Linked DNA regions of Homo sapiens: region 1 is linked to region 2. The links are chromatin loops, found by intact Hi-C in ENCODE. Cell type or tissue: psoas muscle. All regions are shown on one strand. Links, peaks and the distances in the headings refer to the core of each region. The heading gives the core; the rest is flanking DNA.

Evidence for each region. A loop is a pair of places that touch in the nucleus more often than their neighbours do. Peaks named below come from ENCODE experiments on the same cell type or tissue, not always from the same donor. Only the 100,000 strongest peaks of a DNase experiment are listed, where the experiment ranks them.
Region 1: a loop joins it to region 2, with 2.6 times the contacts of the local background. A loop is called at or near these places in 2 of 110 quality-filtered maps.

What each region holds. Positions count from the first base shown.
Region 1 is chr10:110,690,405-110,706,418 of GRCh38, reverse strand. All of the region lies in intron 1 of RBM20 (RNA binding motif protein 20), which reads right to left. Among named protein-coding and RNA genes, the nearest start is that of RBM20, 54 kb to the right of the region's middle. RefSeq lists enhancers at 4,195-4,801, 7,613-8,112. In psoas muscle, for the core only: no CTCF peak of the experiment used is centred there; DNase peaks (open chromatin) are centred at 7,288 and 7,928; H3K4me3 peaks cover 98 bases; H3K27ac peaks cover 7,847 bases.
Region 2 is chr10:110,603,709-110,619,722 of GRCh38, reverse strand. It overlaps SMC3 (structural maintenance of chromosomes 3), which reads right to left. Exons shown (of 29, transcript NM_005445.4): 29 at 13,675-15,492. The coding sequence ends at 15,421. Among named protein-coding and RNA genes, the nearest start is that of RBM20, 33 kb to the left of the region's middle. RefSeq lists enhancers at 5,247-5,296, 7,205-7,354, 7,529-8,466. In psoas muscle, for the core only: CTCF peaks have their summits at 9,254 (motif pointing left) and 9,913; a DNase peak (open chromatin) is centred at 9,892; H3K27ac peaks cover 1,600 bases.

The sequences.
Region 1 (16,014 bases), core at 3,256-11,255, 88 kb before region 2:
GTCCAGGGCTGTCCCAGAGACACACAGATATTGCCCATTCCAGGTGGAGAAGTGAAGACAACTCACATTTCTTAAGAACCTATTGTATGCCAATGCCACTCCAGACACTTTGTGTGGATCATATTATTAACCCACAGAAAGCTTTACCATTTTGCAGATAAGGAAGATGACTATAGCTATGAAGGCAACTTGCTCAAAGTCACACAGCTACACAACCAAACTGCTACCCCAGTGCAGGCAATAAGGTAGGATGTTGTCTCTAGAGATTTTTACAACAGGAATAAAACTACTAAAAGTCATCTGCATCAGCAGTTCTTTTATTTTTTCTTTTTTTTTTTGAGATGGAGTCTCACTCTGTCACCCAGGCTGGAGTACAGTGGTGTGATTCTGGCTCACTGCAAACGCCACCTCCCAGGTCAAGCGATTCTCCCACCTCAGCCTCCCAAGTAGCTGGGATTACAAGACTCTGCCATCACACCCGGCCAATTTTTGTATTTTTAGTAGAGATGGGGGTTTCACCATGTTGGCCAGGATGGTCTCAAACTCCTGACCTCAAGTGATCCACCCACCTTGGCCTCCCAAAGTGCTGGGATTAGAAGCATGAGCCACTGCATCCGGCCAAGCGTCAGTAGTCTAAACAATGTCAATGAGAAGCTACTCCTTCACAAAAACAATTGTTTTGTTGGTTTAGGTTCCAAACAATTATTGCAACCACTGTTGAGATTAATATATATGTAAGTTTCAAATTAGCATATGTGTATTACTTACGCTTTCATAAGCATGGTATTTACATGAAATTTATTTGGAGAACTCTTGGATTTGTAGTTGCTCATGCAAATCCAGACTCACCTACACACACAGATTTAGAAAATAAATTCATACTAGTTTAGAATCAATTCATTTTCAATTCCATTTCCAACACAGTTTGTATCTCCAATCCCTGCAGTATTATCGATTCACTGGTTAAAACAGATTTGGTATAAACAGTGATAGCACAGTGATTATAAAAATGAAAAATCAGATGCTAATTCAGATGTGAAATATTTTATTGGATCTGAGTAGTATATTTAAAACTTATATCCATTCTTCTTCAATCATTCATTGTTTACAAACTGAAGAAAAAAATCAAGAAAATTATTGCTGACTGCATGGTTTTTATTGAAAATAATGTTGTCATATAGAGGACAGTAATGTGAAAAATTATCTGTTCCAGGCGTCAAACACATTATGTGAACTTTCACTGCACTCCATCAAAATGACCCAATCCACAGAAAGAACCAGCATCGTGCTGGAGGCCGGGAAAACCACTCTGTGACTTGGCCAACAATCGAACTTTTTGTTCACAATGGTGAGTCACTAAAACCAGCCATTTTCCAGCAAGGCCATGCTTCTGTTTTCTTCTTGTAAGAAAAGTATACCCTTTCAAAGGGATTTATCACTGCAATAATCCTTACCTTTAACCAAAAACATATAATATTCCATGAAAAATCAATGGCTTTTCTTCAAATTCAAATATTTCCAATTTTTTGTCAAATACAAAAGACCATAAAATTTCCAAACTCAGCCATCGGTGGCACCAACATTGACAAGGCTTCTCCAAACCTCCACTCTGTCCTCATCTCCCACCTCCCACATGGCTGTCCTCTGGGCTGTTTCAGGCCTTCTATAATTTGCCTGCACACAGTCTAATGGCTCTTCTTTCCAGCCACTCAATTCCCAGAGCTAAGATGACACATGTCTTAAAGACAAGAACTGTCACCAAACCATCTGAATCCCCTCCTCTCCCTTTCCTCTTACACAGTCCTGGATACATTGTAAAAGCCAGTGGTCTGTTTTAATTTATTTAACAAATACTAATACAATGTTAGCTGCAAGTCAAAAAGTGGAACATCCATTTACTGTTGGGAGGTACAAATTTAAATAACAAAGTGTTTTTTATAATTATTAAAGTAGTAAACCTAAACATGTAATTACCATATAACCCAGCAATTGCACTCTTAGGCATTTTAGGCATTTTTCCCAGAGAAATGAAAACTTATGTTCACACAAAAACCTGTACACAAATGTTCATAGCAGCTTTCTTTGTAATAGCCAAAAACTGGAAAGATGCCAGATATCCTTCAATAGGTGAATGGTTAAACAAACTGTGGTACATATATACCCTGGAATACTATTCAGCAAGGAAAAATAATGCACCATTGATACACTCAAAAACTTAGATAAATCTCCAGGAAATTATGCTGAGTGGAAAGGCTTGTCCCAAAAGGTTACACACTGTATTATTGCTTTTATTTTATTTTATTTTTTGAGACAGAGTCTTGCTTTGTTGCCCAGGCTGGAGTGTGGTAGTGTGATCTCAGCTTACTGCAACCTCCACTTTGCTGGTTCAAGTGATTCTCCTGCCTCAGCCTCCTGAGGAGCTGGGACTACAGGTGCACACCACCACAACTGGCTAATTTTTGTATTTTTAGGAGAGATGGTGTTTCGCCATATTGGCCAGGCTGGTCTCGAACTCCTGGCCTCAAGTGATCCACCCACCGTGGCCTCCCAAAATGCTGGGATTATAGGCATGAGCCACCATGCCTGGCCTGATTTCATTTATATAACATTTTAAAAACGACAAAATTTTAGAAATGGAGAACAGATTAGTCCCTGCCAGGTGTTTCGTCAAAGGGCGGGAGGTGGATGTGGTTGTAAAAGGCAAAGCAAGAGATCCTTGTGATGGAACTATTTAGTATCTCGACTGTAGTGCTGGAAACATGAACCTACATGTGTGATAAAATTGTATAGGGCTAAATATATACACACATACAAAGGAGTAGAAGTAAAATGGGAAATCTTTTATAAGATAAATAAGAGAGGTAGATTGTAACAATGTTAATATCCTGGCTGTGATACTCTTCTACAGTTTTGCAAACTGTTATCACTGGGGGAACTGGATAAATGGTACATGGGAAATCTCATCATTATTTCCTTTTTTAGTTTTATTTTTAACTGATACATTCTAAATTCTTTCTTTCTTTCTTTCTTTTTTTTTTTTGAGACAGAGTTTCACCGTTGTTGTCCAGGCTAGAGTGCAATGGCGCAATCTGAGCTCACTGCAACCTCCGCCTCCTGGGGTCAAGCGATTGTCCTGCCTCAGCCTCCCGAGTAGCTGGAATTACAGGTGCCTGCCACCATGCCTGGCTCATTTTTTGTATTTTTAGTAGAGATGGTGTTTCACCATGTTGACCAGGCTGGTCTCGAACTCCTGACCTCAGGTGATCCACCCGCCTTGGCCTCCCAAAGTGAGGCTTTATTGCAGGCATGAGCCACCATACCTGGCCTAAATTATTTCCTACAAGTGCATCTGAATCTACAATTATCTCAACAAAAATTTCAGTTAGAAAGGTATTAAGCCAACCAAAAAAAAAAACAAAAAAAAAAACAAGAAAAAAAACCCACCCCAAACCCCAAACTCTTAATATTTATTAAGCAAACACTTACATGGTGCTCACTAATTGCCAGATACCATTTTAAGTACTTAAAGGTTAACTCATTGACTCCTTCTAACAATCATATGTGGTATGTACCATAATTTCCATTTTACAGATGAAGAAACTGAGGTGCAGAGTGGTTAAATAACTGTCCAAAGGGCACACAGTGAGTAAGTGGGTGGAAGATGATTCCAACATAAGCAGTCTGGATCCAGAGCTCTCCCTTCTGAGATCTCTGCATTACGCCCATGAGGGCTAGTGGGTGGACAGGCACAGAAGACCCTGAATTCCGACAGCAGTTCTTTCAGAAGGTTCCCAACACCCAGGGGAAAGCATGACACATCCTTCCGATCACAAAGCCAATCATAAACTTCACATGCTTTCAACTTCATTTATGTATTTTTTAGAGACAGGGCCTCATTGTGTCGCCCCGGGCTGCAGTGCACGGTCGCCATCCGAGCCCATTACAGCCCCAAACTCCTGGGCTCAAGTAATCTTCCTGCCTCAGCCTCCAGACTAGCTGGGACTACAGGTGTGTACCATCTCACTCAGCAAATTTGTTTGTTTGTTTGTTTGTTTGGTAGAGATGGGGGGGTCTCACTTTTGAACTCCTGCCCTCAGGTGATCCTCCCACCTAGGCCTAGCAAAATGTTGGGATTACAGGTGTGAGCCACCACACTCAGCTGATACGCTCTCGACTTTAAAGGAAGTAAACAGAATGATTGAATTCTAATGTAAAATCTTCCACTTGGTGAGAGTGAACACGTTTAACACTTGAGAGCAACTTCCCACTTTTGCCCAGCAGAGGCTGGAAAACAGAAAGAAGAGGTGGGCACATTGGGGAGCACATTTCAGAGGGAAGGTGAGGAGGCCTAAAAAGCACAGTGCCTCTGGGGGCAGATAAAAGGGGATAGCTGAGGCTGGCTGAAACAAGACCACGCAATCACGTCCTGCTTCACACAATTGTCCCAGCTCCCAAAGTCCTGCTGCTCTATCCCCAGAGGAATGCACCTTGTCTGGCACTCTCCCTCTCTGATAATCCCCCGTTAGCTCTCTGCCTTATCAGCATCAAGCCCACAGGCTCTTACAGATCCTGGCCAGTGCGGACCCTGGGGATTGAAACTCAGAACCTATGCAGCATTCCAGGTTGCAGGCCTATAGCAAGGCAATCAGGCTTGGGAGATTTTCAGATTATCAAGTGGGAAAGGCAGGAATGTCACGGCCTCTGTGGGTGGACACAGGGACATTCATCAAAATGACAGCTACCATGAAATCCCTGACTCCCTTTCCCACTGGATGGTGTGGAGCTGGGGTGTGTGCATGGACATGCATATGTACAAACCGAAATTATTTTAGCAGAAAGTCATTTCCCAAGATAAGGCAAAGGAGGGCTGGACCTGAACTTTTCAAAAGGCAAGCTCCCAACCAGCAAGGCACTGTAACTTAACACTAACAGTGAAATCTCCGGCTCATACACGGGGTAAATGATGGGAACAGCATGTTCCCCGTGGTCCAGGCTGATGCGAGTACCATTCAGAAAAAAAGGAGAATCAGTACCAGGGAGTAGGACCGGACTTTATGGGTTTCTAAAGACAGGAACTCTTGGAGATTTTCAGTTAAGCTTTGGCTGACCAGGTGAGAAGTAAGCCCCACTGTGAACTCCAGGCTGGAAGAAACTAGGAGGAAAAAAAAAAATTCTTCACAATCTGTAATTTTGAGAAAGAACCACTGGGAACGGAGTTGAGAAGGGTCACCAGGAAAATGGAACCCCCGGCTCACACAGGTATCCCAAAATGACTCAGCTCTGTGCATCAGTTTTCACATTTAAATGACATTTCCTTTGCAATGAGTCTGAAAATTTCCCCTCCCAGATAAGGCAGAAGCAAAGAGAGGTTTTTGTTTGTTTGTTTGCTTTGTTTTGTTTTTTTGAGACGGAGTCTTTCTCAGCCACCCAGGCTGGAATGCAGTGGCATGAACTCGGCTCACTGCAACCTCCATCTCCCGGGTTCAAGCGATTCTCCCGTCTCAGCCTCCCAAGTAGCTGGGATTACAGGCACCCGCTATCATGGCTGGCTAATTTTTTTATTTTAGTAGAGACAGGCTTTCACCATGTTGGCCAGACTGGTCTTGAACTCCTGACCTCAGGTGATCCGCCCGCCTCAGCCTCCCAAAGTGCTAGGATGACAGGGGTGAGCCACCGTGCCTGGCCCAAAGAGGGTTTTTATTTGTTGCCCATCCCATTTCCTGCTTTGGTTGCTGGCATGTAAGTAGGTAATCCTGGGGCCTCTGTCACTGTCCTGTGAAGAGGAGGCCATAGGCATAAGAACAAAAACATCATGGAACGTGGCAAGGTAGGGGATGGAAAGACTTTGGGTCCCTAAAGACCCTGTTGAGCCACCAAACCAAACCTAGGCCTCTGCCTCCAGGTTTCATGTTGAGATGAGAAATGTCCCTCTGGTTTAAGCCACTGTTGGGGTTCCTGTTGGCAGCCAAGGATTTCTTAATTGGTACAGCTCCTCTGCAAAGATTTTGCTTAACAGTCATAAAAGGTTGCCAATTCCACACTCCCTAACTGGCCCAAGGCTGAAACTTGGATGAAACCTCTAGGTCTCTGTATCCTATTATCTAAATCTGAAGCGCCCAAGTGAAAAAATGTAGCACCTATAAACCCAGCCAACCTTGTCTGGTGTTCATGCCAAAGGCTCAACAGATAAACACAAAGACACAGAAATGGGAGGGACTAGGGGGAGGCATGGGAGAGGTGAAAAACAGGAAGAGGGGAATACAGTAGTCCCCCCTTACCCACAGTTTCGCTTTCCAAACTTTCAGTTACCCACAGTCAAGCGTGGTCCAAAAATATTACATGGAAAATTCCAGAAATAAATAATTCGTAAGTTTTAAATTACACACTGATCTGAGTAGTCTGATGAAGTCTTGGGCCATCCTGCTCTGTCCACCCGGGACGTGAATCACCTTTTTGTCCAGCATATACATGCTGTCTATACTTCCCACCCGCAAGTCATTTAGTAGCCACCTCAATGATAGGATAAACGGTGATGATACGGCAGTGCGTGTGATCAAGACATCCTTATTTCGCTTCATAATGGCCCCAACGCACAAGAGTACTGTGCCTAATTTATAAATTAAACCTTATCATAGGCATGTTATGTATAGGAAAAAAACATAGTATATATATATAGGGTTCAGTACTATTTGCAGTTTCAGGTATCCACTGAGGGTCTTGGAACATATCCTCCATGGATAAGGGGGGACCACCGTATAAAGGAAAAAAGAGCGACAGGAAACAAGTACCCTTTAAGAATGCAGGTTTGGTTTTTTTTGTTTTTTGTTGTTGTTTTGTTTTTTTAAACGGCTGTGTGCAGTGGCTCACACCTGTAATCTCAGCACTTTTTGTGGCTGAGGTAGGCAGATCATCTGAGGTCAGGAGTTCAAAACTAGCTTGACCAACATGGTGAAACCCCATCTCTACTAAAAATACAAAAATTAGCCAGGCGTGGTGGTCAGCGCCTGTAATCTCAGCTATTTGGGAGACTCAGGCATGAGAATCACTTGAACCCAGGAGGAGGCAAACATTGCAGTGAGCCGAGATTGCACCACTGCACTCCAGCCTGGGAGACAGAGCAAGAGTAAGACTCCGTCTCAGGAAAAAAAAAAAAAAAAAGAATGCACTTTTTTTTTTTAAAGATGCCCTCATACTTTTCAAAATCAGCATGCCTTGAGTAAGAAGCCACTGCCTGCCGGATCTCCATCATCACGTGGGTCTGGAAAGGTTAAGTCCATCAGTGGAGCCCCCGTCTAACATGGCGCAGACGTGTGAACGACCAATGGCTTCTTGCATTGCCTGTGCATGACTTGGCTGGCCAAAGCATATTTTACATTAGCTTAGGTCCTGACATTCTATCATGTTCCCTGTCAGGAAGCCAAGTAGTTCTTGGAAGCTTGCACACCAAGTGACATATAACAGAACCCTAGCAAATGAGACAGCCCTTTGCCAAGTGCCCTTAAGTTAAAGGCTCTTCTTGCCTCTCCCACCTCTGTGGCAGTGGTCTGTCTGGCTGGGCTGAGAGCAGGCATATACCACTGAAAGGTCACCATCCTCTGCCAGCATCTGAAGTACTTTTCAAGGAGGCAGTGTCACATGGTGCGGGGCTATTTGCAATTGAGTTGCCTTTAGCAATCTGTATCACTGAGGAACTAAAAGTGGGACAGAGAGGGGTACCCTAGGCTGTCTATGGAGCATGGCATAAAGCTGAAGGAATGGCCATCAAAATGACACCTTCTGTATCCAGTTCCACGCTGTCTTCAATGAACCTGCCACCCCAAGGGACACTCTGTCAGGCTGTAAGAGGAGAAGCTCCAATGCCACCTCACATGACACTGTCCAGAACGTCTGTGGCCCTGTGGCTGGAGTTTCTGCACCCTCCTCACAGGGTGTCAACACTCTTGCAAGGAAGATGGGCCCTCAAGGACAGGCAGGGTTCCTGCCAGGCTCCTGCCAGCGAGGGCAACTCCTGGTGCTCTCCTTCTGGCCTCCCCAGGGGCCGCCATCACAGCCTCTTTTTCCGGTGCTCCCCTGCCCTTCCCAGCCCACCTCCTGTGTGTCCTGGGTATCTGCCATAAGCTCAGAACTGTGCAGGGCATGCTGGAGCAATGCTGGGAAGTATAGGGGAAGTCTTTGCCCATAGGGCCTGTGATAACTAATATAAGAAACAAGGGCCGGGCGCGGTGGCTCACGCCTGTAATCCCAGCACTTTGGGAGGCCGAGGTGGGCGGATCATGAGGTCAGGAGATCGAGACTATCCTGGCTAACACAGTAAAACCCCGTCTCTACTAAAAATACAAAAAAATTAGCCGGGCGTGTTGGTGGGCGCCTGTAGTCCCAGCTACTCGGGAGGCTGAGGCAGGAGAATGGCGTGAAGCCGGGAGGTGGAGCTTGCAGTGAGCCGACATCGCACCACTGCACTCCAGCCCGGGCGACAGAGTGAGACTCAGTCTCAAAAAAAAAAAAGAAAAAAAAAAAGAAACAAGGCCCCTGTTTCTTCAATGTGAGGGAATAAATAATTGAGAATTGATGGGATTGTGGTGTGGGGAATACGCTGATAAAATCAGGGGAGGGAGGCATCACAAGAGAAAGGGCTGGTCAGTGAAGACTTCTTGGAAGAGGTGAGACTTGAGCAAAAGCTTGAGGGAAGGATGAGGACCAGACAGGGAGGAAATGAAGGGATAGTGACAGTGGATGTGTGATGATCATGAAACAAGGTGGGCTCAGGGGCCAGGAAACAACCAGCATGGGTGGCATCCAAGGAGGTGGTGAGAAGTGAACTCATGCAGGTAGGACTGTGCCACATTTCTGGCTGCCTGCATGGCAAACAACAAACAATACCTCAATCCCTCTGCCTGGGCACACCTCTGTATCCCAGCTCTTGGCATGGGCCTGGCTCATAGTTAGTGCTCAATACACACTGAAGAGTGAACCAAGGAAATTACTAAGCACCCTCAGTCATGCAGGAGGCCCCAAACTAAGAAACAAAACCATATTTAAAGGCAGGGATTGAAAACTCATGGGCCAAGCCCAAGTGGGCCAGGCAAGTAACAAAAGTGCAGCTGGCTAGGAGTGAGCAGTGGGGAACAGCCAGGGATACTGACGCATGGACACCCATCTTCAGGGGGACGGTTCCTACCTGACTACAGCCCAGCACTGCTGCTGAGGTTCACGAGCCCAGTGTTGTTGGGCTTTTGTTGTGTGAAATCCCCCAACTTTTAAATCTGAGCAATGAGCTTAAAAAAAAAATTCTGCATAGACCAAACAAAACACATAACTCAAAGTCATATCAAGCCTGAGCCATCTTTGGCTCTACAGGATAAGTTTTTTTCCTTAAGAAGTGGATAGTCTAAAAAAGTCCCCAACAAAACTAATCTATGATGACAGAGGTAAGAATGGGGGTTGCCTTTGGTGGCAGGGAGCTGTGGATGGGCTCCCTTTTGGGAGGCTGGAAATCTCCAGTCTTTTGGTCTGTGTGGTGGTAACAGGGATGAGCACACATTTGAGAATTCATCAAGCTGTAAAAGTAAGAGTTGCAGACTTTACTATATCTAGTAACATAAAAAGCAAAAAAGGTCCCCCAGAGTTGGACGAAACCCTCTCCAGAGTGTGCTTTAAGCTGTGCTGCTCCTTCAGCCTCAAATTCCCTTTGGCTCTCCCTCTCTTTACCCTGCTGCCACTCACTTGCCCTATCAGCCATGGCCCAGGCAGTACTTCCTCCAGGAAGCCCTCCTACTCCACCCCAGCCCACGGTTGCGCTTGGCCCATCTGGGTGCTCCTAGATCCAGCCCAGTGAGTGCCACTTCATCCCCACCTTCATCACTTCCAAGGTCTGCCACCCTTGGAGTTTCTGAGGTCCTGGGGATGAGGACTGTGCACTGCTCACTGTGGTGCAGGCATTGCACACAGTGGGCATTCAGCAGAGGTCTGACGTGACAGCTCAATCCCCTCCAGCAATCAGCAAAGGGGAGGATGCCTCCCTCCCAACCCCATCTGTATTTCCCAAGAAGTGACTGAGCACAGAATCTGGAAACATGAGATCTGGAGAGAAAAAAAAGCCAGGGGACTAGCTGAGTCCTGGGTAAGAAGTCCTGGGGGAGTAGGGTTGGGGACATGTACATCTAAAGATTTAAAATGCGATTCTCTTGCAACCAGCTATGGTGACTTCCTACTGAGGAGAGGAAATAAGGATGCGTACAATTCTTAAATCACTTCCCTGGCCAAAGAAACTCTAGCCCAGTGTGGCTCACGCTTCCGCAGGCATCAGAATCACCAGAGGCTTTGTTAAAAACAGATTCCTGGGCCCACTAAGGAGACTGATTGGCTCTGGAACAGGGCCTGAGAATTTGCATTCCTAAGTAGATGCTGATGCTGCTGGTCCAGGGACCTCCACTGTGAGTGACACTGGCTCAGGCAAGACCACTATTAGGAAGAACAAAATATCACAATGCATCAGTGTTCTTTCAGTGACTCGTTTAACAAATTTTTATTACATTTGTACTGTGTGCAAAGCCATGTAAGTGATGCAGACATAATTAGAACTAGTAGTTGCATCCTTACCCTTGGTCACCAGAAAATGGATTGCTACCTCTCAGTGCCTGTCACAAGATTTGCTGTTAAAGCAGAAAATGACACCCACTTTCAGCCACTTCCCAATGCTCAAATGATCTCAGGTTCAAACTCATGACTCTGAGAACAAAGTGTGTGAAGTCCACTCCCATCAGCGAACTCATCTGTTTCTCCAAACATTTCTGATGAAATGAATCATTTCTCTTGGGCCTCTCTTCAATACATCACCTCCTTTGTTTAACCAGAAGAGGAGTTGGTTGTAGATTTCGTACTCTGGGCTGGGCAAGGGGCGGACACATTTCCCCTGGAGTCCAAGACAGCAAAGGGTCTCCAGAAGAGTCTGAGGGTGGAGGCAGCTTTCCAGCAGACAGACAAACACACTGCTCTGAAATAGCACCCGTTCCCATCCCAGGCAGGAGCCACCTTCCGACATATTCAGTTACAAGTGAGTGCCTGGGCATTAAATCTAAATGGCCCATGCTATGGAATGCCTGGGCAGCATGCAGTTAGATTATTTATGCCCTCTGCACCTGTGGAAGTGAGGTTTAATTATTTATTTCATGTTAAATTTCCAATCCTTGGCTTCCAGTCTGCAGATGAATAAACACCTCAGTTAAACTGCAGGGGTCTTTGGGTCATCCACTCAGCAGGGGCCAGAAAACTTAAGGATTTCAGCACCTCAGGATGTCATCTCACTCACTGCCTGACGATATCGTAACAAAAATCAATCCTGTGGCAGAGTTTTAAGAATCCTTTGAAGTGACAATATCTGAAAAATTCAGTTTTGCCCTGTCAATCAAAATGTAACTCAAGAGGTAAGGACACAACCTTTGAACCACAGACATGACACTATACTCTGCTAGTATATCTTTCCTGACTTGCTATAGGAGGCCACTAGCCTGACTTACTCCAATTCTTTCCTAAATTTGGGCAAAATTCAAAATTGTTGAATTTTGAATTCAACAATTCAAAATTGTTACAACTCTGGAGTTAAACGTCAGTCAGCTCCTTGTGGTGTCTGATTAAAATGTAATACTAAGGTATGTTCTAACTGAACTAGTTGCCTTCTTATGGTATAATCCAGTTTGCTGTTAGCAAGAGGGCTGTGGTTTGGAAATTGCTATCTTAACCCAAACCATCATCAGCTCTGCACCTCAAGCAGAACTGCTCAGAATTCAAACCTCAACCCTTCTCTACTTGCCTTTTCCTGTATTAGTAACTTGAGTCCAATCTCCTGTTCCAATGAAATGGTTAGATTCCCATTTTGCTATATTTTCTTCTGTGGAGAGAATATCAGCTTTCACTTACAATTCTGGAAGGTTTCCAAGGCCATGCACAAATTTACTGACTGCATCATCGTAGTCCCCTTCCTCTTAAAAGTGGCTGCTCAAGCTTTTGACATAAGAGCTAGCCCAGCCCCAACAAAGATGGCAGTGCCTGAGAATGAATTCAGTTCTTTAATAGGACAAAAATACAAAGCTCTAAACTTTACAATTTGGGTTACAGAATCAATTTCTTTTGGGGGATCAAGGCTGCCTTTTGGCTTTGGTTTCATTCGGTTCATTGGGTTCATTGGTTCTCCCAAAGCACAGGGAGTTGTCTGCTTTGTGCGCTTCTGTGTTCTGCATGGTTGGGATACCTATGGTTAAGACGGTGCTTGGTAGAGGGCAGCAAATGCTTGTTGCATGAATGACTGTCTACCAGGAAACACCCATCCTGAAGACCAGGTAGAAGCACACAGGAAAGTCACAAAGCTCTTGTGCCCCACTGATGCTGGTTGCTTCTCTTAGCTCTCTCTGACCCAGTGTCTGATAAGAAAATGGAGAAATTTAAATTTGAGCCAAATATAACACTGGTTCATTCTGCTACACAAATTAAATGGGCTAAGGACCATATAAAAGCAGTCAGTTTACCAAGAGTGAGGATAATTGTGAGTCAATAATGATATTTTACCAAAAACTCCACAGAGGCCCTGTAATCTAAACTATGTCTCTGGTATGTTGGAATCATTTTTATATAGCCTGATAATCTTATACACAAATGAGATTTCCCACTTTTAATGAGTCAAAAGACATATAGTAAAATATTTTATTAAATATTTGGCAAAAATTGAATACACATTAACAATCATATATACAAGCAAAAGCCTCATGTTCCTTGGTACTTTACCTTGGAAAGAAATAACATGTCATTTAAAATGAGAGTTTCACTCTAAGACAAGAAAGTAATTCAATAAAACAGACAGTAGTAACAAATTTGCCAACAGTTTAGTTTAGAATGGTCACGTTTGAAATGGACGAATGCCTAGAAAGATACAATCTACCAAAACTGACCCATGAAGAAGTAGAAAATATGAAAAGACCGATAACAAATAAGGAGATTGAATCAGTAATCAAAAACCTCCTAACAAAGAAAATCCCTGGACCAGATAGCTTCACTGGTAAATTCTACCAAACATTTAAAGAAGAATTAACACCAATCTTTCTCAAACTCTTCCAAAAATTTGATGAGAAGAAAACATTTCCTACATATTCTATGAGGCTAATATAATCCTGATACCAAAGCATGACAAAAACAGTACAAGAAAAGAAAAATGATAGAACAACATCCATTATGAATATGATGCAAAAATCCTCAACAAAATACTTGCAAACCAAATTCAGCAGCATATTTAAAGAATTATACACTATGACCAAGTGGGATTCATTCACAGAATGCAAAGATAGTTCAATATAAAAAAATTAGTCAATGTAATATACCACATTAACAAAATAAAAAGGAAAACCTCATGAGCATCTAATCGATGTCAAAAAAGCATTTGACAAAATTCAACACCTTTTTATGACAATAACACTCAATAAACTAGGAATGGAAGAAAAAACTTCCTCAGCATGATAAAGGTTAGATACAACAAACCTACAGCTAACATCATACTCAATGGTAAAACAAAACAAAACAAAACAAAAAACTGCAAGTTTTCTCCTAATACCAGAAGCAAGATAAGAATGCTTGCTTTCTCCACTTCTATTCAACATAATACTAGAAGTTCTAAACAGGGCAATTAGGCAAGACAAAGAAATGAAAAGCATTCAAATTGAGAAGGAAGAAGTCAAACTATTTCTGTTTGCAAATGACATGGTTTTATATGTAGAAAACCCTCAAGTTACACACACACACACAATGGTTATAGCTCATAAACAAATAGCAAAGATGCAGGATACAATATCAACTCATAAAATCAGTTGCATTTTTACACACTAGTAATTAACAATCCATAAAGAAAATTATGAAAACAATTTCATTTATAATAGCATCAAAAAGAATAAACTAGGAATAAAGCAAGGAGATGAAAGGCTTCTACACTGAAAACTACAAAGCATTGCTGAATAAACTCAAAGAAGATAAAATAAGTGGAAAGACATTCCATGTTCATGGATTGGTAGACTTAATATTGTAAGTGACCTACAAATTGAATGTAATTCCTATCAAAATCCCAATAACATTATTTTCAGAAATAGAAAAATTTATCCTAAACTTCACATGGAATCTTAAGGGACAAATCCCAAATAGCCAAAGAAATCTTGAAAAAGAGGAACAAAGTTGGGAAATGTATACCTCCTGATTTCAAAACTAACTACAAAGCTACAGTAATCAAAAGAGTGTGGTACTGGCATAAGGACAGACATAGAGCAGTAGAATACAATAGAGAACCCAGAAAAAAAAATCTTTACATATATGATCAATTTTCAACAGGTGTACCAAGGCCATTCAATGGGGAAAGCACAGTCTTTTCAACAAATGGTGCTGGGAAAACTGGGTATCCACATGCAAAATAATGAAGTTGGATCCTTACACAATATGCAAAAAGGAATCAAAGACCAGAACTTGAGATTATAAACTACAGTTTACACGATAAAATTCTTAGAAGAAAACATATGGGGAATGCTTCGTAACATTGGATTTGGCAATGACTTCTTGGGTATGACACAAAAGGCGCAGGCAATAAAAGAAAAAAGAAATAAATTGAAGTTCATAAAAATTAAAAACTTTCATGCATTAAAGGACACTATCAAGAGAGTAAAAAGACAACACACAGAGTGGAAGAAAATATATGCAAATCATATGCTTGATAAAGGGTTATATTCTGAATACATAAAGAAATTCTACAGTTCAACAACAACAAAAAATTCAATTCAAAAACAGGTAAAGGACTTGAACAGATATTTCTCTAAAGAAGATATACAAGTGTCCAATAAGCACATGAAAAGATGCTCAACCTCATTGGTCATTAGAGCAATGCAAATCAAAACTACAATGAGATACTACTTCACACCTACTAGGATGGCCATAATAAAAACAAACAAAATAACAAGTGTGTTTGAGAATGTAGAGATATTGGAATCCTCTTGCATTGCTGGTGGGAACATAAAATGGTTCAGCCACTGTGGGAAACAGTTTGGCAGTTCCTCAAAAGCTAACCACAGAATTATCATATTTTCTTAGTCAATTCGAGGTGCTATAACAAATTGCCATAGACCAGGTTGCTTGAACACGCACATTTACTTCTTACAGTTCTGAAGGCTGGGAAGTCCAAGATCAGGGCACTGGCAGATCTGGTGTCTGGTGAAAGCACTCCTTCTAACTTGGGACTGTATTCTCCTACTATCCTCACATGGTATGGGTAGAGAGCAAGAGCAAGAGCAAGCTCTTTCGTGTCTCTTCTCATAAGGATACTAATCCCATTCAAGAGGGCTCCACAGCCTCCCAAAGACCTCATCTCCTAATACCATCACATGGGGGGTTAGTATCTCAACATATGAATTTTGAGGGGACATAAACATTCAGTCCATAACACATAAGATCCAGCAATTCTGTTCCTAGGTATATGCCCAAAAGTATTGACTCAGGTCTTTCAAGTCCAGCAAGGACTCAAATATTTGTACACCAACATTCATGGAAGCATTATTCACAATAGCCAAAAGGTGAAAACGATGCTTCTGGCCATCAACAGATGAATGGATAACTAAAATGTGATATATACGTATATTGTACTTACAAAGTATATTTTATTCAGCCATAAAAAGGAATACAATTTTGATACATGCTACAGTATGAATGATCCTTGAAAACACGATGCTAAATGAAATAAGCCAGACAAAAAGGACAAATATTGTATGGTTTTACTTATATGAGATACCTAAAATAGGCAAATTCATAGAGACAGAAAGTAGCCTAGAGGTTAGCAGGAGCTGGGGGAAGAGGGACATGGGGAGTTTTGTTTAATGGGTAGAGAGTTTCTGTTTGGGTGATGAAAAAGTTAAGGAAATAGTGTGGGTGGTTAAACAACTTTGTGAACCTATTTAATGTCAGTGAATTGTACAGGTTTTGTTTTTTTGTTTTTTTTTG
Region 2 (16,014 bases), core at 4,257-12,256:
AGACACCTCTGGAACCAGCTGGAAAGTTGGCATGAGGCCAGGGAGGTCTCTTTGTTTCCCCAGTAGTGCCAGTCAGCCTCACAGGGCTCTGGTGCTAGGAAAGGGCTCATGGGCAGCAAATCCATGCTCCTTCTTGTCCTACTCACTAGGGAAGTGGGCACCAAGAAGGGATATGATTTGCCTGAGGTCACTACATTAGAAGCAAATCCAGGCAGAGATCTAGAAACCAGGAGCACACTCTTTCCTCCCTTCAAGTTCCCAGCATCAGGCATAGGGTCTTTAGTGTAATGGGAGCTCAAAGTGATGGTTGGCTGGATTCAAACACCAGGTTTCCTGATGGCTGATCCAGTACTGATCTAGTTCTCTCCCAAGATGGCCCTGGAAATATTCTATGCAGAGAAATACTTTGTAAGATCCTTGTTGAGGGTAGCTGTGGTAGATTAAAGACGGCTGCAAAATCATGGCTATTCCTCCATGGAGAGGTGGGGCCAAATTCCCCTCTGCTTGAAACTAGGTTGGGCTTAGTACCTCACCTGACAAATTGAATGATGTGGAAGTGATGTTCTAGGACTTCCAAGGCTAGGTCATAAGCAGCTTAGCAGCTTCTACTTTAGCCATTAGTTAGCACTCCCTCTTGTAAACCTGAGCTTCCATGTAGGAAGTCCAGCCACGCTGAGACCGCCAGGCCAGAGAACTCACTTGCAGGCCTCTGGCTGACAGCATCTCTGAGTCCAGCCTTCTCACTTCCCCTAAACACACACCAGACACGGGAGCGATGCCGTCTTGGGCCCTCCAGTCCATCTGCCCTCTCCATCCCACTTAGGCAACCACCACTCATTAGTGAGTCCTGCCTGGATTTCCGATCTTCAAATTCATAAGATGCAATCAAATGGTGCTTGTTTTAATCTACCTGAGTTTTGGTGACGTTTGTTACACAATAATAAATAACTGTAGGAAAACTTTCCCTCTTCAGGAGCTGCTGTTGAGCCCATTCCAGAGTGAGTACATGCAAACTTACCCAGCCCCAAATATTACAAAGGTAACCTGGCTGCCAACTGGCACAAAAAGCTAAACCTAAGTCTCACATAGCGAGCACTGCACGCAAGGCACTCTGTTCACACATAATTCTCAAGCCACCTTTTTAGATAGTTTCGTGTGATGTCTCCATTTTACCAGAGAGGAAATGGAGGCAAAGGTTAACAGACTTGCCCAAGACCACACAACTAACAAGTTGCACAGCTGAGACTCAAAACCCACGCCTTTTTCCAGAGTCTATGTGTATTGTCTCCCTCGATGAGTGGGTGCTTCCTGGGGCTCTCCCCACTTAGGAAACATCATGCCTGCACAGGCTGTGTGGGTGACATGAGGGACTCTGGAGTAGACGTGAGAGTGAGAGTTCCAGTGCCCAGGAGAGCTGCCTCCAGGGTGATGAATGAGTCCAAACCCCAGGCCCAACCTCGTTCCATCCACCCAAGCCCCCTCCTCAGGCCCCTGCCACAGCTGCCACCATCACAGCCTCCTATCCAATTACAAGCCCCAGACTACCCCCCTCCCTACCTCCTCCTCCTCCTCCTTCCAGTCCACAGGAGGGCAGAGACCCATCCTTCCTGGGAACAGTGCTAAAGCTGGAGCACAAATCTGTCAAAGGCCGTGCCAGCTGCTGTCATTGCTGTGGCCCCCGCTTGCTGAGCTCATTCCCTGGGGTCCAAGGCAGCTGGTGCTGAAGAAGGACAGGAATGAGGGCCCTGCAGTGAGGATGTGTGGAATCCTGCAGTTGCCTTTGTTTAGATGTGTCAGACCACACCAGGCCTGGGCTCTGCACCTGCTGCTGGAGGAAGTCACCTCCTACCTCCCATCCAGTACATGAGCATGTACACACACACAGTGCCACCTCTACCTTCCGCTCAGGGTGCGCTCACTCTCTCTCACACACACACACACACACACACACACACAGAGTGTCTCCTCTACCTCCCACTTCAGTGTGTGCTCACACACATACACATACGTATGCTGACATAGTGTCACCTCAACCTCCCACTCAGGGTGTGTTTATACACAATACACACTCACACACACAGAGTGTCCCTTCTACCTCCCACTTCAGTGTTCAGTGTGTACTGACACACACACACATCCAGTGTCACCTCTACCACCCATTCAGCGGCCTCCCACACAGTTGGGTCAGTGTGTGGAGTGATGTGGAAGCTCCCACATAGGCCTGGTAATACTGGTCTTTCCCGCTTAGTTGGTGACTCTTTCCTAATCTATTTTTATTTTCAGAGATGGGGTCTCAGAGTCTCAGGGCCTCGCTCTGTTGCCCAGACTGGAGTGCAGTGTTGCAATCAGGGCTCACTGCAGCCTCCAACTCCTGAGCTCAAGGGATCCTCCTGCCTTAGCCTCCCGAGTAGCTGGGACTACAGGCGTGTACCACAACAGCTGGATAATTTTTTTTTAACTTTTTGTCAAGACTTTTTTCACTTTGCCCAGGCTGGTCTTGAACTCCTGGACTCAGGTGACCCTCCTGCCTCAGCCTCCTGAGTAGCTGAGATTACAAGCATAAGCCACCATGCTCGACCCTGTTCCTAATCAGTTTTCCCATCAGAAAAATTGGTTAATCAAAGCATCAAACTTACAGGTTTTTATATTTCAGGTCCTTACCAAATGATTGTTGAATAAAACCAAAGAGTCACTCCCCAAATCTATCATTCATCCCTATGGTGCAGGTCCCTAACCCCACTCCCTGTACACTTTCCCTTCCTTCCCACCATCCCACACACACATGGACCTTGACCTGAGCTGCTCCTTATCAGGCCTGCCTTCTACCCTGAGAGTCCATGAGCTGCCTTCCTCATGGCCATGCTCTGAGGCCTGAAGTGGGTGGTCAGAGGAGCTTCCTATGTTTTGGAAATGTATCTAATACTTGGAAAGACATGACAAGCTCACTGGATGTTCTTTCAAAGCCACACTAGAGCATGGTCCAACAGACCCTCTAAGGGTCATCTGACTCTCCAGGGGAAAGTAGCTTCAATTGACCCACTGTTTTCTACTGATTAGACCCAGACTCTGTAAATGAGATGTTAACTTACAGGGAAATAGAGGCTGGTAAATTGGAAGTGACTCTTGTCTGCTAGAAAAGATAAGCCCAGAGCCGGGCGCGGTGGCTCACACCTATAATCCCCGCATTTTGGGAGGCTAAGGTGGGTGGATCACGAGGTCAGGAGTTCAAGATCAGCCTGGCCAATATGGTGAAACCCCCTCTCTACTAAAAATACAAAAATTAGCTGGGTATGGTGGTGGGCACCTGTAGTCCCAGCTACTCTGGAGGCTGAGGCAGGAGAAACGCTTGACCCTGGAAGGTGGAGGTTGCAGTGAGCCAAGATTGCACCACTGACTCCAGCCTGGGTGACAGAGTGAGACTCTATCTCAAAAAAAAAAAAAAGAAAGAAAGAAAAGAAAAGATAAGCCCAAAGGTTAATGTCCTAGACAACTTTTGTCATCCTGCTGGTTCCCTCATTAATAAGTCCCTGACAAATTCTCACTATAGCCTGTATGAGAATCATGATTTCAACTTTGCAAAAATTATGCTTCAACGCTGATCTCAAGTTTCCAGAGGATGTCAGAATTGGGGTGAGAGGACCTCTGAGGGTGGAAATTGGGAGGAAGAAGGTTGAAGTCACTGTGAAGGATGACAGGCTGTAGGGTGGAGAAGAAGACTGAGCTTAAGGCAGGAAGTGCCCCTGTGTCCTGAGTAAATGGTGCTGAGGATGCTGGTGGGAATATGTGGGGTGGGGGTGTGTGGGGGAGGTGGGGGAGAGGAGCAGACAGAACTGGAAGAGGTGATGGCTAAACAACAGTGGTCAAGCAAAGTGGCCACCAAGCCAGGAGCTCATTGGTCCCTCTTCCTAAACCTGAGAGAGAAGGTGGATGAGGAAGTCTGGTCTCTATGAGAGAGTGTTTCAAAGAAAAGAAACCTCAAAAAAATTCTCATGTAGTAAAAGGAACGTTCCAGAAGTCTTGGTGATACGAGTTTTTTGAAGGAGGTGGGGGTGAATATGGAAGATGGCAGACTGCAAGGAGCAGCTCCTCAGGTCCAGGAATGAAGGCAGCAGGGTGGGAAGCCTTCTGGAAGGCAAGCTGAATCATAATGAGGCCTGTGACAGACTGACCAGACCTGGGGCTTCCTACTGGAACAGGGCCTGGTGTGGACTCAGAGATCAGGGATGCTTCAAGTCTGAGTTCTGAATGCTGGGCAGGGACCATTAGGGTTTTTCTTGGTGGGCTGGGCTAGAGGAGACAACTATGGAGTTGGTCACACTTCATGTGTGACCACAGCAGCTTTTAACAGAAGCACCCTAGAAACCACTGGTACAAGGACAGTATCAGGTGGCAAGGAGCAGCCATAAGGCCCCCCAGCAGCATATCTGCACCACCAGGGCTGTGATTACCAGCAAGTCCCACCCTCAGAGCTGCTGCTGGCACAGACTCATCAGCTGTGAGCTTCAGGTTTCTTCTAATAAGGAGGCTGATGAATCAAACTGGCTGGTTTAAAATTACTCTCCACTCAAGAAAGGAATGAGCTTAATAGCCCCAAGTAAAATGGGGCAGTAGCACATTACTGTGGCTGGTCAGGATGCAGACATTGGCTCACTCATCTCTGTAACCCCAGCCCTCCAGCTTGGGGGCCTTTCTGTCTAAAATTCTGCCAGTTTCAGAGACTCCCCTCTATACCCAGTTGCTGTGCCACTGTTTATTTACCAAAGATAAATTCCACTTTCCTCATTGGATAAAAACAAACAAAACAAAAAATCTCTGCTGCTTTCTTTTGTATAGATGCCTCAAAAAGGATGTCTCCCAGGTTCACAAACCATCCTTTCCAAAGGTCAAAATTTTAGCCCACCTAACTCCACTTTTTGAGGTCAATACATTTCCCTGGTTAGCAGGTCTCACCTGTGGCCCTCCTGGGCCCTGCCCGAGATCCAGTGTAGAATCTCCAAGGGGAGAGACTAGAAAAATCACTCTTTCAAGTGAATTTGATAATGAGGCAAGGACTGGGTAGGTTTAGATTAGAACCTCTCCAGTTTGCTAACAAGATAGTACGCTGGGTTCTGCACACATTTCTAGACAAAGTTCTGGCAAGGCTATTCCAGAATCTTACCTCACCACTAGGTTCACCCCGGGGTGGGGAGATCGGGGGCAGATGAACTGGGCTCCACAGAGTGCAGCTTCTCTCCAGCACCCATTCCTCATTTCTCTATGGGTAGAATCTAGTTAAAGAGAACCATGGTGAAGACGGCAGTCGTCTGTGGGGCAGTCTCTGAGGGGCGAAGCAGCCAGGGTATTGTGGGAGCTAGCCTACCACAGGTGGAACACTCACTCATCGCCAGAGAGGCTCCCCGTCATTGTGGACCTCTGAGGTGGACGAGGCCTGCGGTGAAGCTGGCTTCCACCACTTACAGCTGCATGGCCATGATGGGTAATAACCTCTTTAAGGTGTAGTCCACTCCTTTGGAACATGCAGAGAACAGTAATTCTTTCAGGGTTGTTGTGAGGTTTGTCTGCCACAAAGAACAGAAATTACTCAGCATAGAGCCTGACACATAGTCAGTGCTCAGTAAGTGCCAGCTACTGTATATTCGACAAACACTGGGTAAAAATAAGAAAAACAAAAACGGATAGGCATGGCCCCAGCACAGAACTTACAGAGTACAGGGTCTTAAAGGGACATTTCACTCTAAAATAATAGAAGACAATGGGTATTTGTTTTTAAAGTGACAGGAAAATAACTGGGGAAAAGCACAGGGTTGATTCAGAAATGAGTTTTTTTCTGACCCCTAGAAGCAGGGAAAAAAAAAAAAAAGAGGAAGAGAGTTCTGACCTTGCACGTTCTTTAGACCTAAGTCTGTTGGAGCTAAAATAGAGTACAGGGGCACAGAAAAGGGGTGTGTCTTACACATTGCAGAGCCTTTAGCCTTGCGGCAAATTGTTACCCCTGCACCTGCCCTAATGTGTCTGACAGCTTGGCTACCTGGAACTGTTTTGAGTTGTCAACATCCATATCCCTTCTGATATTGTTGGCTCTGTGTTCCCACCAAAATCCCATCTTGTAGTTCCCATAATCGCCACATCTCGTGGGAGGGACCAGGTGGAGATAATTGATTCATGGGGGTGGTTTTGCCCCATCCTGCTCTCGTGATAGTGAGTTAGTTCTCACGAGACCTGATGATTTTATAAGGGGCTTCCCCCGCTTCACTGGGTGCTTAGGCTCTCTTCTGCTAGCCTGTGAAGAGGTGTTTTCCACCGTGATTGTGAGTTTCTTGAGGCCTCCCCAGTCATGTGGAACTGTGAGTCAATTAAACCTCTTTTCTTTATAAATTTCCCAGTCTCAGGTATTCCCTTCATGGCAGTGTGAGAATAGACTAATACACCTCCCTACGTCAAATGTCCCAAGTGTCTCCTTAAAAACCCTCTTATGGCTGGGTGCAGTGGCTCATGCCTGTAATCCCAGAATTTTGGGAGGCCGAGGGGGGCAGATTATTTGAGGCCAGGAGTTCGAGACCAGCTTGACCTACATAGTGAAACCCCGTCTCTACTAAAATACAAAAATTAGCCGGGCATGGTGGCAGGAGGCTGTAATCCCAGCTACTTGGGAGGCTGAGGCAGGAGAATTGCTTGAACCCAGGAGGTAGAGGTTACAGTGAGCTGAGATCATGCCACTGCACTCCAACCTGGGCTACAGAGCAAGACTCTTTCTCAAACAAAAAACCCTCTTATACCTACAAACTACAAAGTGAAACACATTTAATTGGATGTGAGAACCAAAAGAGAAATGAAATGCTTGGGGGCAGAACCACAATCCTGCTCTTCAGAGTGGGCAGATGAAGCAGGGCTGGGCCAGGCTCCTGCGAGAAAGCAGAGTGCTAAGCGGCAGGGTCAGGAACAGGCACAGGGCAGTGGTAGTGTAGTGCTCGGCGTGCAACCTTTCCCAGTCCTCCCACTACCAATCCTCCACTAGTCTTTTCCTTTTCAAAACTGGGAGTAGAGACTAGGGTTGGGCCAGGTGAGAGGAGTTGAAAGTTAACTGCTAGAGAATAGCAGAATCAAAGGCACTCAGCTGGCAACTACTCTGCCAAGATGCACGTGGGGCATACAGCGCAAGAGAAGGGGCTCCTCCTCAGGTGCCATCTGAAAGAGCCTCCATCACCCAGGATCTTGTTCAAACAAAGCCTCCTGCTTTTGTGGCATGGCGTCCCAAGGCTGTGAGGATGGAGACAGCAGGAAACAATACAGCCCAGATTTGTAGACAGCTCTGAAACCATCTGGTTCAAAGGTGCTTTTTGCCCTTCCTTGTGGCTGGTCTGTCTACAAGTGTTGGCACTGGTTTCATTTTGAATTTTAAAATGGCAACTAGAGAGGTTGGTGGACTAAGATAAGCCAGGACTCTACTCTCAGTTCCACTGCTTTCCAACAGAAATTGTTAGACAAGTTACTTTGCCCTCATGAAACTTAGTTCCTCTTCTGCAAACTGGGGTTACCACCACCCACTTCAAAGTCACTGCCCTTAAGAGAGACGATAAAAGCGCACATCTGGTAGCTAGTAGGTAATTATTATGCACAAGGTGCATACATTGATATACAAAAAGAAACTATCTCTGAAAGACTGTAATCCTTCTGCCCCAAGGGATCAAGAAATTACTTGAAATCAATGAACCCCTCTTTTTCATCTACTTAGCCAAGGGCAGAAGTTAGATGAACAGACCCCCTGCCTAGAAGCATGTGCATAAGAAAAAGAAAAACTAAAAGGCAAGGATCACTGAGAAGACCTGTTTGGCACCAGCTTCAGTGGTTTCTCTTTTTTGAGGTTTCTCAGAATCTCACAAATGAGATGAGCTCTGTCCATCACAAGGCCATGCTCCACGGTCATGCCAGCATTCCCATCAGTGTCAAGGCAGATGTTGCATCTCAGAGGATGAGATTTAGCCTGCTGTGTGACCCCTGTGCTGAGGTACAGGGGCAGGGCTGTGTGTGGGCTCCCACATGCCTGCTCACCATGGGGATGAACCCTTTATTCTTAAGCAGTAGGGAAATGGGACTTCTGGAACAATCCTAAAGCACATAATAATCTCACATAACAGCCACATAATCGCAAGGCTACAGGGATTCTAATAAGATTTCTAACAAGAAAAGAAGCAAGTATTCCCTTCACTCTGTGAAAGAACATAAGAGACGCTGATTCGGAGTGTCTTGTTGGGGAGATGACTTAAAAATGATAAACTGAAAAGCAACATAGGTGAAGCTGTTTCAATTAAGGGATGCAAGGTTAGAGACAGAGCAAATGAGGAAAATTATAATAGAACAAACTCTTCTGGGTTTATATGAAGATTGAGAAAGTATAGAGGAAAAAACTGCTCTGAGGAGAAACAAGTAGGGCTACTGCAAGAAAGGACTGTGATGGCTGATATTGTCAAATTGATTGAATTGAGGAATGCAAAGAATTGTTGCTGGGTGTGTTTGTGAGGGTGTTGCCAAAGGAGATTAACATTTGAGTTAGTGGATTAGGAGAGGCAGACCCACCTTCAATCTGGGTGGGCACCATCTAATCAGCTGCCAGTGCAGCTAGAATAAAACAGGCAGATGGAAAGAGCAGACTTCCTGAGACTTCCAGTCTTCATCTTTCTCCCGTGCTGGATGCCTCCTGTCCTCTAACATTGGACTCCAAGCTCTTCAGCTTTTGAACTCTTGGACTTATACCAGTGGTTTGCCGGGGGCTCTCAGGTCTTCAGCCACAGACTGAAGGCTGCACTGTTGGCTTCCCTACTTTTGAGGTTTTGAGACTCTGACTGGTTTCCTTGCTCCTCAGCTTGCAGACAGTCTATTGCGGGACTTCACCTTGTGATCATGTGAGTCAATACTCCTTAATAAACTACCCTTCATATATACATCTATCCTATTCCGTCCCTCTAGAGAACCCTAATACAGACTGCAAATTTTGTTAACAAGATCCCATTAAACAGCTGCTGCATACCTTTCTAAGCAGCAATCCAACCTGTTGCAAGCACTAGGTACCTTGGCTAAAAGCATCCAATTACTGAGCTGCAGTTAACACGTAGCTCAAACTCTTGCAACAGAGAAATCTCAAGAATGTCACACCTTGACCATCTCATTGCTCCTGGAACTCTACTCTAAGAAACTAGAGTTTGAAAAACTAGACTGAAAAAATGGAGGGGTTGGCATGTGTCAAGGGCCCCCTCTAGTGGCTCTGGGAAAAAAGTGAAGTAATTACTGGGAGACAAAGCAGCAGCCCAATGATGAAGAAAGCCTCAGCCTTATCTACCTTTGCAGCCATCATTTCTAATTCTGAAGTGGTACGATAGATTCCTGTGTTTGAAGACCTCTCCTAGCAAAGGCCTCTGCCTCAGAAGTGTCAGGGACCTTTAGTACATTATACCTTAACTGCCTCTGTTAACTTAGTCCCAAATGATTTGCCTTAAACCCGTGTCCTTCAATTTTCTATGGTGGTGGGTTTTTTCCACCCATATGTAGTTCCATGTTTCCAGCCTTTACCGCCATCATTGTTAATTACTGAATAATTTTAGGTGTATATTTATAAAGCCAAAGCAGGACTTGTGATCACTGTACACTTTAATGTTTGATAATCAACTTTCCAGGCACTGATCTGAACACACAAGTATCCATGAGATAACATTCAAACCTTAATGTCTCTTTCCAATAATAGAGTTATACCAACCAATGTGAGGACTTGAGAGAGGAAATAAATCCATGTGCTTCTTGCAAACCTAATCGCTAGGCTGCCTCATGTCCCTGAGCAATTACTGGCTGCCACAAGGGCTCTTACACCCAGGAGACTCTGTGTCTAGGAAGGGGAGAGTGAGTGCCACATGGTGGCAGATTTATGGAGCAACGCTGGCATCTTTCATGCAGAAGACTGGCAGCCAGGAGTAATCCAGTCCCCCTAAGACACTGAGATAAGTGATCAGAGTGTACCTAAATAAGTGCAGTCTAAAGAAAATAGGAGGAGTGGGGAGGCAAAAGGCAAAGAAAACCAGAGATGGTGAATTGTGCCCTTAAAATCTGTTTCTCTGTGTCATGTGGAGGATCAATCAACACTGTACTATCTCTCTCCCATTTTCATAGTTAACTTGGGAGAAAAAAAGAGCTAATGTATTAGAGTCTGTCCTGCTTGCGAAGGAAAGCCAGGACTTGGTTCTGGCTCTGTGGGTTATTAAGCTGTGTGTGCTCATTTATTCATTTGGGTCACTTACCTAATCTGGGCTTCAGATTTCCTCGTCTATAAAATTAAGGTATTAAACTAAAAAATTTTGTATCTCTGGATCTAAATATATCCTTCAAAGTCCTAACTTAGAAAAAGTGGAGATATGAAAGCCACTTTATTTTTTTGAGATAGAGTCTCGCTCAGTCGCCCAGGCTGGAGTGCAGTGGCACAATCTCAGCTCACTGCAAGCTCTGCCTCCCGGGTTCACGCCATTCTCCTGCCTCAGCCTCCCGAGTACCTGGGACTACAGGCGCCCGCCACCAGGCCCGGCTAATTTTTTGTATTTTTAGTAGAGACAGGGTTTCCCCGTGTTAGCCAGGATGCTCTGGATCTCCTAACCTCGTGATCCACCCACCTTGGCCTCCCGAAGTGTTGGGATTACAGGCGTGAGCCAACACGCCTGGCCGAAAGCCATTTTTAAGACACGTTTTGTGAAATCTGAGCTCTTGCCAAAATAATATTCCTTCTAGAAATGTTAACCACTTTATCAAGAATTACTTAATGTGACCAAAATAAAAGCTGTAACACTTCTAGGCAATAGGCAATTGAAACAGATTCTGTTCTTACTTTTCCCGGATGAAAAGAAGAATTGTTTCTTCCAAAAGATAAAACTAAGGAAACAAGGATATCACTGTTCAATCTTCACACAAAAGGAGAGGATAATTTCCACCTAATTACATATAATTTTAAAACAAAAAAGGGCCAGCTGCAGTGACTCACACCTGTAATTCTAACACTTTGGGAAGCCAAGGATCACTTGAGGCCAGGAGTTCGAGACCAGCCTGGGCAAAGTGAGACCCCACCCCCATCTACTTAAAAAATCAGAAATCAGCCGGTGTGTTAGCACACACCTGTAATTCTAGCTACCTACTTGGGAAGGTGCCCTGAGAGGAACCCTTGAGCCCAGGAGTTGGAGATTGCAGTGAGCTATGATTGAACCACTGCACTCCAGCCCGAACGACAGAGTAAGGCCCTATCTTCTCTTTAAAAAAAAAGAGAAAAAAAAAAAAAGAAAAAAATACCAAGTAGGGAAGGAAAGATCCTCCTAACTTTTAACAGCAGGCTAACACTTTGCTGTTACCATTTAAACTGCATTAATGTGCAACTGGTTCCATTTGCACTTCCCTCCATTTAAGATAGCTGACTAAGCATAAATACACAAACCTGGATTATCAGTGTTCCAGGATAAGGAGATACGCCTAAGTAAAAAGATACAGAATGAATATTATTTCGTAAATATAACACTTTTTTTTTTTGAGACAGGGTCTTGCTCTGTTGCCAGGCTGGAGTGCAGTGGCATGATCATGGCGCATTGTAGCCTCAACCTCCCAGGCTCGTGACCCCTTCCACCTCAGCCTCCCAAGTAGCTGGGACTACAGGTGTAGCCACCAAACCCAGCTAGTTTTTAAATTTTTTGTAGAAATCGGGTCTCACTACATTGCACAGGCTGGTCTCAAACTCCTGGCTCAAATGATCATCCTGCTCCAGCTTCTAAAAATGTTGGTATTACAGGTATGAACCACTATACCTAGCAGAATTTTTAAGAAAATGATTTCTTAAATCTTTAAGACAGAACATAATCTCTGCACCTCTGTGGCAAGCACCCAACAACTGGAAGCTGTATCCTGTGTAAGACCATTTGCTGGGTGATAGTGAAATCTGAATACTGTTCACTTTACTTAAACACTGGTATTCTCCCTTTGTGGGAAGCTGAATCAAAGTACTAGTCCTTTTATTAAGAGAGTTTTGGTTTTTTTTTTGTTTTTTTTTTTTTTTGACGGAGTCTCGCTGTGTCTCCCAGGCTGGAGTGCAGTGGTGCGATCTCAGCTCACTGCAACCTCCACCGCCCAGATTCAAATGATTCTCCTGCCTCAGCCTCCCAAGCAGCTGGGACTATAGGCCCGCATCACCTCACCCGGCTAATTTTTAGTAGAAACAGGGTTTCACCATGTTGGCCAGGCTGGTCTTGAACTCTTGACCTTAAGTGATCCGCCTGCCTCAGCTTCCCAAAGTGCTGTGATTACAGGCACCGAGCCACCGCGCCTGGCCTAGATAGTTGTTAAAAGAGAAACACCTTTTAAGAATTAACTAAATATTTCCAAAGACCCGTTTGCTATTGCTTTTTTTTTTTTTTTTGAGATGGAGTCTCGCTCTGTCGCCCAGGCTGGAGGGCAGTGGCACGATCTAGGCTCACTGCAAGCTCTGCCTCCCGGGCTACCGCCATTCTCCTGCCTCAGCCTCCACAGTAGCTGGGACTACAGACGCCCACCACCACGCCCGGAGAATCTTTTGTATTTTTAGTGGAGACGGGATTTCACCAGGTTAGCCAGGATGGTCTCGATCTCCTGACCTTGTGATCCACCCACCTTGGCCTCCCAAAGTGCTGGGATTACAGGCGTGAACCACCGTGCCCGACCGGCTATTGCTTACTCTTAAAAAAGAAATCCTCCCTTTCTATTTCTCCCTTTTCTACTGATTATATTATTCACAGTAAAATTATTTCTATAAATTACATCATTTTCTAAAATTACTATTTCACTAATTTTGAGTAGACAAATCCTTAACCTACATACTAACCATTTCATATTTTACATTTTTTTCAAAAAGAGCATAAAGAGTATACAAAAATCCTTACAAATATTCACACTCTGACTTCTAGGAATCTACGCTGGGAAAATAATCCTAAATGTTGGGAGTTTTATGTATAAAAATGTTGATCTGTTTTTTAATTCATTTTTGGTACTTTAGCCAAAAGAAAACGATCTAAGCCTCCAGTGGGATATTTAAGTAAATTATGCTACTTCTACTTGACAGAATAGTATATGACTATTAAAATCTTGTTTCCAAAGCATTAAAACAGGAATATTTTATATTATTACTAAATTAAAAATCTAAGATATAAAATTATACACCTAGAATAAACATAAACCACAAAACTTTTTATGAAGATTTGAAGGAAATGCCCCAAAATATTAATATTGGCAGGCCAAAGCAGAAGATCACCTGAGCCCAGGAGTTCAAGGTTGCAGTGAGCTGTGATCCTGCCACCGCACTCCAGCGTGGGTGATGGGATGAGACCCCCCCCACCATCTCTTAAAATATATGTTCTTCAATTCCACTATGGTGAATGTAATGTATTTGTAACAGTATTAACAAAATCTCAAAGTGGAAGAATCAGTACTACTCTGAGGAAAGGACTATCCAGCCAAAGAGAAGCATAGATTTTCTTATGAATCACTGGCTAACTCCTTGGGTAAATGTCTGTCCTTCCTCTAAGTTTCTGGGTTAAGCATGCTCAGGATTGTCACATTTTTCTATTCAGTCTCATTAGAATTAATTCATGACTAAGATATCGCAAAGAATATAGGCTTTTACAAAAATTTTGTTTCATTATTTAGATGCTTTATTGTTATAAATTTACTGGCATTTCATTATACTAATATCCTTGGGGAAATGCTTAAGAACAATATTAAGAAGTTCTAGAATGATGTTATGTTTGTAACATCCCTTGAATTGAATCCTGGAACTTACCTTACACCAAATTCTGTATTATAAGGGGTTGGTCATATCAGAGCAACTCTACAAATCGTAAACTATACACCAAGCATTCATGATGAATATTCTTAGGTAGTTGTTTGAGAAAAATTCTTGGGTAAATGTGTAAGAAAAATGGTAGAAATATTAGAAAGATATTATAGTTACGTAACCCTTTGAATGTAGTCATAGATAGAACATATACCAAATTCTCTATTATAGATCAGTTATGTTATAGCAAAGCTACAAAGTATAAATAATACACCGAACATTTAAAGATTCAGCCAGTCAAAATGAAAACCCAAAGTAAACTCACATTTTTAAATTCAATTTAAAGTCCCATTACTATTTCTTTATTTTAAAAGTATCTCTTTAGGTATTTCTGGTTTCCAATGATGGAAGAGTAGCTCCTAACAAATTCTCCTGCAGATAACCAGTATAAACTCAGGCCAGGGGAAATCAAGAAAAAGAAATTAAAGGTAAATATTTGAAAAGGAAGAAATAAAACTGCCTCTTTCTTGCAAATGACATGACTGTCTATGTAGAAAATCTCAAAGAATCTACAAAAAGCTACGAGGACTATTGAGGTAGTTTTCCAGGGTCACAGGAGACCCCCAGTGCTTAAAGACCTACTTTCAAAGAAAAGAGTAGTATGGAAAGGGAAAAAAATGTAACTTCACAACAAAGAAACCTGGCAAGTACAATGTTGGGTAGGTGATCAAGGTAAACATCAGTGATAAAACATGTTAATAATATGTACTATTATATGAGGTAATGAGAATACTTCGCTTCTGTGGTATTAGCTCCAATCTAACCATGAGAAAAATATTAGACAAACCTAATTTGAGGGACATTCTACAAAATATGTGAATATTATTCAAAATTGTCAAGATATGATAAACAATGACAGAGAAATTGTCACAGACTAGAGGAGATGTAAGTAAATGTAATGTATCCTCTGTGGGATCCTAGAAAAGAAAAAGGGCCTTAGTGGAAAAACTAGTCAAATCTGAATAAAATCTTGAGCTTAGTTGATAGTAATGTATCAATGATAAATATACCATGGTAGGGGCTGATTTTGTGCTTCCCTTCCCAAACTCACATGTTGAAGTCCTAACCCTCAATACCTCAAATTTAACTGTATTTGGAGACAGGTCTTTTAAAGAGGTGATTAAGTTAAAATGAGGCCTTACATCCAATCTGATTAGTGTTCTCACTGGAAGAGACTATGACAAATGAAAAGCCACATAAAACACTATATTAGTCATAAAACCGATTATTTAATTGAAGCTATAAAAAAGGTAGTATAAGTGATAAAATAATTAGGAAAGAATATTTAGCATGTTTCAAAACATTTAAAATAGGAGCAGAACATTTTACAAAAAGTTGTACAGGAAATTAAATTCTTAAACTATCAGTACAAACATGACATTACAGAGTATCTTATAAAATACAAAGACAAATATAAAAGGACTATGATGCTTTAAGTCTGAAAACTATTGGCCAAATATTTAGGTTTAAATTTACAGTTCCTGGGTATGAGAATCATATTACTATATACATCTCCCAAACCAGTAGGTAGTATTTTCCAATTAACCATGTGTGGTATCATCTTCTACAAAGTCTTTGGCCATCTCTGCTGTGATCACATCAATATGACTAACCTGAAGAATAAATGTTAAAAACAAAAATCTGTTAATTACATCAGTGTTTACATTGTATAGGGTAAATATATACAGCCTATCAACTACATTTAACTACATTTTTTAATTTTTAGTTTTTTTTTTTTTTTTTTTTTTTGAGATGGAGTCTTGCTCTGTTGCCCAGGCTGGAGTGCAGTGGCACCATCTTGGCTCACTGCTACCTCCGCCTCCCAGGTTCAAGCAATTATTCTGCCTCAGACTCCCAAGTAGCTGGGACGACAGGTGCACGCCAGCATGCCCAGCTAATTTTTGTATTTTTAGTAGAGACGGGGGTTTCACCATACTGGCCACGTTGGTCTCAAACTCCTGACCTGGTTATCTACCTGCCTTGGCCTCCCAAAGTGCTGGGATTACAGGCATGAGCCATTGCGCCCGGCCTATCACCTATATTTTACATATGAAGGAAAATAATTCTGAAGCACTGACTTATAAAACCTTTATTTACAGTGGTGTTTGTTCAATGCATAGATTTAAAAAATATGT